Regions from separate parts of the Mus musculus genome. Here region 2 is linked to region 1. Evidence: chromatin contacts called from ENCODE Hi-C or POLR2A ChIA-PET data. All regions are on one chromosome and are shown on one strand. Each heading gives the region's core, a stretch centred on a gene start or an enhancer-like site at or near the end of the contact. The rest is flanking DNA. Distances are from core to core; before and after follow the strand shown. Region 1 holds the start of Sf3b3 (splicing factor 3b, subunit 3). Region 2 holds the start of Rfwd3 (ring finger and WD repeat domain 3).

Region 1 (5,611 bases), core at 2,333-4,832:
TTATTGTCCTAAGACTGGCCAGCAATATACCCAACTGGGAAGCATGTGTTCCTGATAATCGTGTGGTTGTGCACGGATCCGGATCCTGACGCTTGCTTGGTAAGCTCCACCCACAATGCTGATGCTAACTTTCACCTCCACATATGGCTCTGTGTTTGTGTGTATGATGTATGTGTGCATTGTGTAAGTGCAGGTGAGCATGTGCCACAAGCACACGTGGGCAGGTCAGAGGACAATCCCAGGAGTTAGCCCTCACCTTCCACCTTGTATAACACAGGGTCTCCTGTAAGCCACTGCATACACCAGGCAAGCTGGCCTGAAAGCTACCCTACATTGGATTACAGTATACTCCTACATTGGAGTATTGGATTACAATAAAGCTACCAAATTTAGCTTTATGTATGTTCTAGGGATCCAAACTCAAGTCCCTATACTTATACAGCAAGACTCAAAGGAGGATCTCTCCAGCCTGTGGTTTTTAACTCTGTAACAATGCTGTGTATGTGTGCACTGTGACTGTGAGTTCTATGGTGCATGTGTGAGCCAGAGGACAACTCTCAGAAGTCAGTTTTCTCCTACACTGGGCCCTAAAAATCAAAACCTGTCTGTCAGGCTTCAGCAACAAGTGCTGTTCTTGGATCTGTGAGTCCTATTTTTTTAAGACTATGTTATCTTAGCTGGGCAGTGGTGGTATACACCTTTAATTCCAGCACTTCAAGCAGAAGTGAGAGGATTTCTGTGAGTTTGAGGCCGCCCTGATCTATACAGTCATTACCAGTACAGTCAGGGATACACAGAAAAAAAATCTGTCTTGAAACACAAAGCAAAACAAAACAATGCATCTCAGGCTAGCCTCAAGCTCCGACTGGCCAGAACTCGTGCTCACAGTAGTAGTACCTCACCTCCAGAGTGTTAGGTTACAGGCATCAACTATGACACCCATATTCTTTATATCAAATTTGATGTCAAATTAAGAACCAGCTCTGGGAAGCTGGAAGAGGACTACCAGGAGAGGCCATTTTAGACTAAAGTGTGACTACCGTGACTTACAAAGCTCACGTCTCACACAATTTGGGAAGATACGCCCCTGAAACTGAGTGACAGATAATACACGAGAATTTAACACAAACCCCACACACACCAACATTTGTTTTCTTGTAAATGGGAAACATTTTGACAAAAGACAAGCAAAATATATAGTAACTCACTTCCATCCACAAAAACACTACCTGTAGCACTTACCAGAGAAGTTGCCATGGATGGCAAAGCTGATGCCAGTGGCCCGCTGTAAGGTCAGGTTGTACAGAAACATGGTGACAAGCAAAGCTGTGACCCTCAGTCAACTCTTGGTTACAGCAACGGTTTCAAGGCAAAGCAGACTACGGACACAAAAACAGAATTGTTGTTTTTAAAAGAAGCCCTGTCTGGGAACTTCTTGTTGAAATCAGAACAGGCAGAGCTAAGAGTGCTTTCTCGACGTGCCTCCTAAGCTCGCAGAGGCCCGGGCTGCAGTCTCAAGAGGGGAAAAATACACCACCACTTATATGGTGGGCACCGTTCTAGGATACTACATCTTTTGCTTTTCATTTCACATGAATTCTATGAAAGCCTGCACATTGGCATGAACACTCAATAGGCCGAGGCAGGAGGATATCTGCAAGTGTAAGATAAGTATAAGCTGCAGTGAATTCCAGAATGGACAATTCAGAAATAGCTATCCTGGAACTCAGAGATCCTCCTGCCTCTGCCTCCAGGCACTGGGATTAAAGGTGTGTGCCACTACACCTAGCAACACCCATTTTAGGTATTAAAAAAAAAAAAAAAAAAAAAAAAAAAAAAAGACAGGAATCATGGCTCTCTTCTGTAATCCTAGCACTCGAGAGGCAGAGGAAAGAGAATCACTCTGTTCAGTGCCAGCCTGAGTCACACACTCAGTTCCAGCCTATGATACAAAGAGAGGCCCGGTCTCAAACAAAACCAAACTTCTTATGGTCAAGGGAACCCTAAGCTCAAAAATCCTATCAGTTGGACAACATAGAGCAAGTGGTTAAATGCCAGAACCTACAACTTGCTCAATTAACAAACGTGCCTTTTGTGATTTTTTTTTTTTTTTTTTTGCCAGACAAATGAGAACCTACAGTTAGCTGTAGTTCAAGGGTCTACACATCCACATTATTCAAGGCTCTAAAAACCTCAGATTCATTTCCCAGAGACCCCATTCTCTCTCTGGGTTATAAATCTTACCAAACTTACATCTTTCCATATGCTTATATATGTGCATGTTCAAGAACATATATTTATTGCATATTTTATGTGCTGTCTTTAACCAAAGGATGAATTTTTTTGAGAAACCAACAAGACAGCTTTCTGCTACAGATACCGAGAATCTTACTCAATGCCTACACTATAATTCAGTTAGCGAAACTGTTAACGCTACATATAAGCAAATGAAGTTATACCTCTAAGATTTAGTCCTAAAATACCTAATAAACTAATATCTCTAAGGCTTATCCCTAAAGGTTGAACTGGCACTGGCAGCTTGAGGGTAGAGGACCTCACAATTTACAAGGCTGTCACGGATGAGTTCCGGCTGCACCATAAGCAGCGAACGTGATGTTATGACTTTGGACATTTGCTTTAACAGGGGGGAAGATGGTACCTTGCCTCGTAAGGCTCTGTATGCAGAATTTCGTGTTTGAGGCTACGAGAAGGAAACCTATGGCCTTGGGCAAGTGCTCTCTACCATTAGGTTTGGAGGATTAAAATGAGCACCTACTCACTCAACACCAAAACAAACGGATCTCCTGGCTTACTGAAGAGGTGCTTCCTGGAGGAATATCCGGTATCAGGTAACCGTAACAGCCAAACCGTGGAAAGCTTCCTCCCCCGCCTCTGCCTATAATCTCCGGTTCCACCATCACCTCCTTTTTATCTTGCACAGTCTTCAAATGGGTACTATTAGCCTTCGGGTTTTTTTTTTCTTTCTTTTACAGTAAACAGAGGTTCAGAGGAGAAACAACATTTTGCCTAACTACCAAATGCACAAGTTCAAACCAGATCCCCGGCTCCCGGGCGGTTTCTGATAGTTGCACATTTTGAACAAACAGAATTTTTACCCCTTGCTGATTGAATAGTCTTTCAATCTCGAGTCTTCCTATGCAGCCTCGGTGGGACTCCCACTTCCTCAACCTCCCCCGCGTGGTGGAAATACACGAGTGTGCCACCACGTTAAACTCGCAAGCCTTAAAGGACTCGTTCCCACTCTGAAGACACAAGTGGGCGAAGAGTCCACGAGGCCATTTGCCCACGGCAAGCATTTCCCTAACCTCACGCCTACCGAACCTCTCGGGCCTAAAACTGCCCCTGCGGCTCCGGCCGAGGTGCCGGGCAGCTCTCTCCTATGAGCGCTCTCCACTTCCTCCGCGACAGAGAAGCTGGGAGGCCACTTCTTTACCCTGCTGCAAGAAGGATGGCTTCGGTACCCGACGGATGCTGAATCGCTTCAAGGCCTAAGCCACCGCCACTGCCGATCCGCCGGCGTCCGCCATTAGCCTTCAAGACGGGCCTTCGGGTGCCGCGCGACGGGAAAAAGGTATCTAGCCCCCGCCTGATAAATAGATGTAAATTTGGGATGTTTTCATCTTGCACCTGAAGACTAATGAGTTATCTAAAATTTATACGTTACGGTAAGTTTTCTGTAAAATAGAAGGTTAGTTTTAAAAATAGACTTCCAATGGTTTTGATCGGGCATATCTGTGGGCAGCCCCAAAGGTCACCGCGCCAACGCAGAGGGGACCTCGCAAGCCCGGAAGCGCCCACCGGGAGCCAAGATGGCGGAGGTGGAGTCTCCGCTGAAATTGTCAGGAGCTCCTCCGCCACCGGAGGGGGTGGGAGGAGGACACTGCTCCGAAATCTCCACCGAGCTCATTCGCTCTCTGACAGAGCTGCAGGAGCTGGAAGCTGTGTACGAACGACTCTGTGGCGAGGAGGTGGGGAGCTGAACCTCCTTTTTCCTGGAGGATCCGGTGGCAGAGGGCATCACGGGTGTCGATCGCTTTACCAGGGAAAACGAGAAAGCAGCTTCCCAAGAGGCTTTAATGTAGTTGGGCATTTGGGTACACCTGTCAGTTCTACTCAAGCTTATTTGACCTGTTACCTGGACTACTTCCTTGGTCTGCCTCCGTATTGATTTCCCTGACGAGTAAAACTGGAAGTGGTGTGTGTGTGTGCGCGTACATGTATGTATTACATGCACACATACATATGTGTATACCGAATTGGCTTGACTTCAGAATAAGAATTGCTTTGGCTTGGGAAGTGAAAAGTTACGAAAGTTTCTTCTCGACTCATTTAAAGGAGAAGTTCCTTTCTATTTAGCTTGAAGGTCTAAGACTTTTTCTCTTGGAAGAAATGATTATGTGTGTATTTTTAGCATTTCAGTTAAGTGTAGGCATTTGGATGTTTTCTTATTTTGAGACGGCCTCGGTGTTGCCCATATTGTCTTCAAATTGGCTACCTTCCTAGAGCAACCTCTCAAGCTACTGGCATTATAGGCGAGCTCACAACTCCCTAGAAGTTTGAAATCTCCCTGTTAGGACTTTGAAGTTTTAAGACTAAGGCGCAGCTGTCTGGTCTCGGACAAGTGATTTCATCTCTTGTACCTCGGATGTGTGGTCAATCAAGTAACAGGTGTGGAAAGGATTCGGCTTCCTTTCTATTAATAGCATGCTATATCTCTTTATATACGTTTGTTTCTTTTCCATGGCAGTCTGGTGCTGTCAGTTCGTGGATGGATTCCTTGCAAGTCAGAAGATGTAACCTCTCACCTAAAAACCTTGGCAGCTGTTTTTCCCAGGGAACTTTTTTTTTTTTTCTTTTTAGATAGGCTCTAACTATCTAGCCCTACCTGGCCTGCAACTCACTATGTAGACCAGGCTTGCAGTGAACTCAGTAATCTGCCTGCCGCTGTCACTCAAGTGCTGGGATTAATGTCATGCAGCTCTCAAAGCGCTCTGAATAGAGGAAAAGAGAGTTGTTACTACCTTTGAATGTTTTCAAGTACTGCCTTGCATCTGCTCCAGCAGTTCCCACACAAGTAGTGGTTTAAAGTTGAGTGCTCTTGACTTAACATTCCTAAGTCTATATTCTTTGAAGCAATTAATACATTGGGGAAATTTTTGCGGTCTTATAAAATGTAGTAGCGTTGGCTTTGTGTTTGTTTTTAATGACTGCAAATTTTCCTCTGCATCCGTCTTAAGACTGCCTTTATTAAACTATTTAGCTAAGACTGTGGAACTGTTTTCTGCACACTGTGTTATGTGCCTTTATTATCCTGTTTTATTTGCACAGAAATCCTATAAGGTACATATTGAAATCCGATGAGGTACATATTGCTCTCCTTACTTCATAGGAAAAAAAAACCAGAAATTGAGCTAAATATGCTGTATACCTGTAATCCCAGCATGCAAGAGGCTGAAGCAATAGGATCTAAAATTCATGAACTACACAAAACTCCTGTCTCAAAGGTGCATAAATTGAGGTAGCACAATAAATAAATAGCTTCACTGGCGTAGAAATATAATCACCCCCTCTGAACACTAAGTATGCAGAA
Region 2 (5,611 bases), core at 1,316-3,815, 450 kb after region 1:
TTTATAAAACATATTAGTAAAATAGGTTTAAAAAATGTTATGGAGTTGACATGTCTTTCAGAATTTCTGTTTAAGATCTTTTATTAGCAAAACAAGGGTTAAAAATAAAATCCCAATAGTAAAAAATGTTTTGGCAACCAACTCTGAACCATAGAAGATCACCATGAACTCAGGGCCAGCCTGGGCTAAAGAATAAGACTTTATACCCAAAACCAAACCAAACCATTTACAACCATTTTCCTATAAGCACGGTTCCAAAAGAAAAAGGCCAAAATAATAATGAGGCTTAATTATTGGATACAAAAGTAATCCCCCAGAAACCTAGCAACAGTGTCTCCAACTGCATATAGACATTTACCAAAAACAAATATAACACTGTATGTAGCAGGTAACAGTTAACCTTTCATAGCATCAAAAGTGACAAAGGACAAACAGAAATGTCACTTTTTGGTCATGTGGTGCTGGGAGACTGAATGCAGGGCCCTGCACACACTAAGCATATGGCCCACCACCTGGCACCTATCTGCTTTCAGCCAGGCCACAGAAGACATTCTCACAAGCAGACATGTTTGTACTTATAACATTTAAATGTGAGGAAAAACCCGAAAGTGAGACTAGGGGTTGCAGCTTAGCACTAACCTAGCATACACAAGGCCTTTGGATTTATCCCAGCACATATGCAATTGCAACAAAGCCAAGATGGCTGGACTTGGTGACATATTGTAATCCTAGCCCCTAGAGGGTGAAGTCAGAGGCAGGAGAATGGCAAACTGTACTCGCCCGAACTACAATGCAGGTTTCCAAACAGCCTGAGCTATTTAGCAGGGTCTCATTTTAAGAAATAATTTTTAAAAAGATTTATTTATTTTATGAATATGAGTACACTATTGCTGTCTTCAGACACACCAGAAGAAGGGCATCAGATCTCATTAGGGTGGTTGTGAGCCACCATGTGGTTGCTGGGATTTGAACTCAGGACCTTTGGAAGAGCAGTTAGTGGCTCTTAACCACTGAGCCATCTCTCCAGCCCTTAAGAAATAAATTTAATTAACTAAAAAATAAAGTCTAAGATTCATTAGACCTGAGTAATAAATGCAGGTTTTTTTTCTTATTCTAATTTTTAGCACTGTTCAGTATTTTAAAATAAAACTTCCTTCCATGGCATGTCTAGAGAGCAACCAGTTCTGATTTCAACTAGAAGGTAACAGCAGTGAAGTTCACACAGCATCCATTGACTGTCACTGCTGGTGCTAAATAATACTGATCGTGTCTTCCACTTCTCAAAAACACAAGGAAAAAAAGTCCAAAATGATAAACCAAAAGCTACAATCAAGAATATACCAGGAGCTGTTCACTACTAAAACTCTAGCAGACTTCTAGAAAAGAATCTTATCAATTTTAAATTTTTATGCAAAAAAGGTGATAGGCTTTAAAAATTAAGCTCTTCACTACTCAAAAATATGTGAACTGATGCTTTTAATATGGCTCTAAAGTTTAACGACATCCTCACAAGAATTATCTTTTAAAAATAGCTCCCCCCCCCCATACTCCTTGCATATTTCCTCAAAACTGTAATTCCATCATTAGAGAGAGAGAGGAGGATTGCCTCAAGTTTGAGAGCAGTCCGGATTCCAGAGGGGGACTGTCACAAATAAGCATGCCTAAGTTAGGTCTAGATGCACTTAACTGTCCTCTCTGAACAGTGCTTCTTACAGGCTGCTATTTAAAGTTTACAATTTAGTTCCTCAATCACACACACACACACACACACACACACATCCAAAAACAAAACACGTTCCCCAAATCCTGGGCTCGTGCTCGTATGAGCCCCTTCTTTAAGTGACACAAACGCTAGTCCGATGGCCCCGAAAAGTCAGCGGCCCTCAGACCGTGAACTCCACCTCTGCCCCCCACCCTTGCTAAGCTTTGGTTTCGATAAACACAGAAGGCGGGAGCGACGGCTGCCCCAATAAACAGGTCGCCGGGAGCCCGCGGGGATTCAGTCAGACCCGGGTTCGTATCCAGGCTCGCCCTGTTAGTAGCTGCGGAACCAAAGTTAAGTTTCCTAACCTGTCTGCCCACGCCCGCCTCCCCGCAGGAAGAGGAGAATGAAAATATCCTTCGGTCGCAGTTCCGCTGCGGTGATAAAAGTTAAAACAGCGAGCGACAAGGGTCAAAGAGTCAGTCACCGGGGCTCGACCCGCGCGGGAAGCACCCGGAGAACGACTCCGTGGAGGGTCCGCAATCGGTGCGAGCCGAGCCCCGTCTCAGCTCCTCCCGAGCTCTCCCCCACCCCCCATTCCTCAGGAAAGGAGGAGGAAGAAGGTCGAGGTCCTCAGGCCGGACCGAAGGAGACCGCCGAGCTCCCAGCGCGCCCTCCGCCCACCTCGCTGGGCCCCGTGAGCAGCCGCAGAGCAAGGGACCACCACCCGCATCCAGAGGCCCCCAGGGCGGAGAAGAAGCAGGGAGCAGCCTCACCTGAGGGGACCAAGTCGGACGCCTGGCCGACCGCGACTTCGGCCATCGTTACCGCGCATCCCCTACTGCGCACCCGCTCCGCCCGCGCCCAGCAGCTCTTCTGGACCCTGAGGCGCCCCCGCTGGAGCCGCGGCTCGGCGAGCTCCTATTGGCCAGCCACTGCGGACGGCGACCAATCTCTTCTCTTCTTCTTCCGTCGGTCGCCGCCAGCTGAAATAGTGGCGCCCTCATTGGTCAGCCTTTGATACATTTCTGGGCGAGAACCTCCGGCCAAGGCGCCTCCTGCAATTGGTAGTCGTGCGGAGTCCGCCATCTCGCGCCCCTTCCTTTGAACTGTTCGGCGGGAAGAAGCCCTGAGGAAGAGAGTTGGTTTTTTTTTTTTTTTTTTTCCCCTTCCTCTTCTACTGAGAGTGAAAAATGTTAAAAGTGGCCGGGCGGTGATGGCTCACGCCTTTAATCTCAGGGAGGCAGAGGCCAGCCTGGTCTACAAAGTGAGTTCCAGGACAGCCAGGGCTATACAGAGAAACCCTGTCTCGAAAAACCAAAAAAAGAAAAGAAAATAAAGAAAGAAAGAAAATGTTAAAAGTGACTTCCCGGGGGCTGGGGAGATGGCTCAGTGGTTAAGAGCACTGACTGCTCTTTCAGAGGTTCTGAGTTCAAGTCCCAGCAACCACATGGTGGCTCACAACCACCTGTAATGGGATCAGATGCCCTCTTCTGGTGTGTCTGAAGACAGCAACAGTGTACTCATATACATAAAATAAATAAATAATTCTTTAAAAGTGACTTCCCCTGCTTCTTCCTAAGGTTTTATTAAAGAGTTTATCGATGATTTTAAAAGTTTGTCCCCAGAGTTCCAGAGCCTGTAGAGTCTCTCATTGGGTTGAGCAACTTGTCCGCAATGGTCGGAAAAAAAAATTTTTTTTTTAAATCTTGCACAATGTCTTCAACTTGAAAACTACTATGATAAATGGCTTGGAAATATAAATTGTCACGTAAGATTTTCCAAACATGTTTCTGAAGAAGGAAATCTTACTTAAAGGTCTTTAAACAAACAAACAAACAAACAAACAACCCAAAAGCCCTCTTCACAGTGCTGAGGGGATGGCTCAGTGGTTAACATCACTGTAATGCTCTTCCAAAAGTCCTGAGTTCAATTCCCAGGAACATGGTGGTTCACAAACATCAGTGGGATCTGGTGCCCTCTACTGGTGTGTCTGAGGACAGCAACCGTGTACTCATATACAGAAAATAAGTAAGTGCTGGGAACGGAGCCTGGGGACTAGCAGCCAGTTTTCTACCTGTGAGCCACTTCTTCAGTTCCCCGTGTACCGACAGTTATCCTTTCCCTTTTCTTGCTATCAGAACAAGCTGCTGCTGGTGTCCCGAGTGGCTAAAATAAGGAGAAAGGATTTTTGTTTGTTTGTTTGTTTGTTTGTTTTTCGATACAGGGTTTCTCTGTATAGCCCTGGCTGCCTTGGAACTCACTTTGTAGACCAGGCTGGCCTCGAACTCAGAAATCTGCCTGCCTCTGCCTCCCGAGTGCGGGGATTAAAGGAGTGCGCCACCACGCCCAGCAGGAGAAAGGATTTTTTTATTTTTGTATGTACACGGATATTTTGTGGACCAGGAAGAAAAATCTTGAACGGTTCTCTTTGTTGGCTAATTACACAATGAAAGGAAGCAAACAGAAAATTTGACTCTAGCCATCAAAGTCTTTATTAGCTTTATGTAAAATATTTAAATATAGGACTGGAGAGATGGCTCAACAGGTAAGAGCACTGACTGATCTTCCGAAGGTCCTGAGTTCAAATCCCAGCAACCACATGGTGCCTCACAACTACCCGTAATGAGGTCTGATGCCCTCTTCTGGTAAGTCTGAGGTCAGTTACAGTGTACCTATGTATAATAAATAAATCTTTAAAAATTATTTAAATATAGATAAGAAACGTAAATATATCTTGAATTCCTTTTCTTTTCTGAGACAGTCTCTTATAGCCCAGGTGGACCCAGCTGTCCTTGAACTCCCAATCTTCCTGAGTTTCTTCCTTGGTGCTGGGATTTATAAGTATTCTCTAGACTTTGGATTTTTATCATGTCTTTTAAATGTGCATTGGTGTTTTGTTTGCATGTATGCCTGTGTGAGGTCTTCAGATCTCTTGGAATTGGAGTTACAGACTGTTGTGAGCTGCCATTTTGATGTGTACAATTGAACCTGGGTCCTCTGGAAGGGCAGTGTGCTTGTAACTGCTGATCTCTCTAATTCCGAACTACTTTTCACATAGCAGAATACATAGGCCCATGATCAAATACTGAACAATCTCCTGGAAATTATTTATTTATTTATTTATTTATACCCCACCCCAAAATTTTTTAATTAAGAAATTAATAAGTGTAGCACAATGGTAAAGCATTTGCCTAGCATCTCTGAGGCCCTGGGTTCAAGATCCAGTACTTCAACAACAACAATAATTGTAAGTACATTGGTACCATATCACATGGTAAAAGAAATTTGAACCATGCAAATTCCCAGCATTTAAGAGACTGAAGCAGTAGAATTGTTGTAAGTTTGAGCAAGTCTGGGCTACATAGGAAGTTTCAGGCCAGTCTGGGCTACAGAGTAAGATCCTGTCCTTAAAACAAGGGGTCAGAGAGAAGGTTCGATGGATAAGAACACTTGCGGCTCTTCAGTTTGTTTCCCAGAATCCACATAAGGCAGCTTCTAACCCTTTGTAACTCCAGCTCCAGGCGATCTGACACGTCTAGTTTCTGAAGGCATCCCTAGTCTTATGTATGTATGTATGTATGTATGTATGTATGTATGTATGTATACTTTAAAATGCAAAATTGGATGCAGGGGATGTACTTCTACTGGTAGATTGCTTTCACACAAGGCCGTAGATTCAATAACCAGCACTGTATTTTATTTTATTTTATATTTTATTTTATTTTATTTTATTTTATTTCTCTGGATAGGGTTTCTCTGTATAGCCCTAGCTTCCAGGAACTCACTCTGTAGATCAAACTAACCTCAGACTCAGAGATCTGCCTGCCTCTGCCTCCCAAGTGATGGGATTAGGGCAGGGGAGTTCAACCCAGAGTGGTGACAGTAGGGGGCTTTTAACAGCTAGCT

The links. Hi-C counts contacts between places; a loop is a spot of excess contacts on that map. ChIA-PET counts read pairs that join two places held with the same protein, here RNA polymerase II (POLR2A).
Region 2: a map of mouse embryonic stem cell shows a loop between it and region 1 (3-fold over the local background). The contact joins the promoter of Rfwd3 here to the promoter of Sf3b3 in region 1. A Hi-C loop is called at or near these places in 2 of 37 maps with a recorded cell type or tissue (mouse embryonic stem cell and v-Abl transformed pro-B cells). POLR2A ChIA-PET finds 5 or more read pairs at or near these places in 2 of 5 experiments (both embryonic stem cell).

Annotation. Positions count from the first base shown.
Region 1 is chr8:110,843,221-110,848,831 of GRCm38, forward strand. Sf3b3 (splicing factor 3b, subunit 3) reads right to left here and starts at 3,583. Exons shown (of 26, transcript NM_133953.2): 1 at 3,455-3,583; 2 at 1,243-1,379. The coding sequence starts at 1,312. It overlaps Cog4 (component of oligomeric golgi complex 4), which reads left to right and starts at 3,804. Exons shown (of 19, transcript NM_133973.2): 1 at 3,804-3,989. The coding sequence starts at 3,831.
Region 2 is chr8:111,297,657-111,303,267 of GRCm38, forward strand. It overlaps Rfwd3 (ring finger and WD repeat domain 3), which reads right to left and starts at 2,566. Exons shown (of 13, transcript NM_146218.4): 1 at 2,479-2,566. The coding sequence starts at 2,524.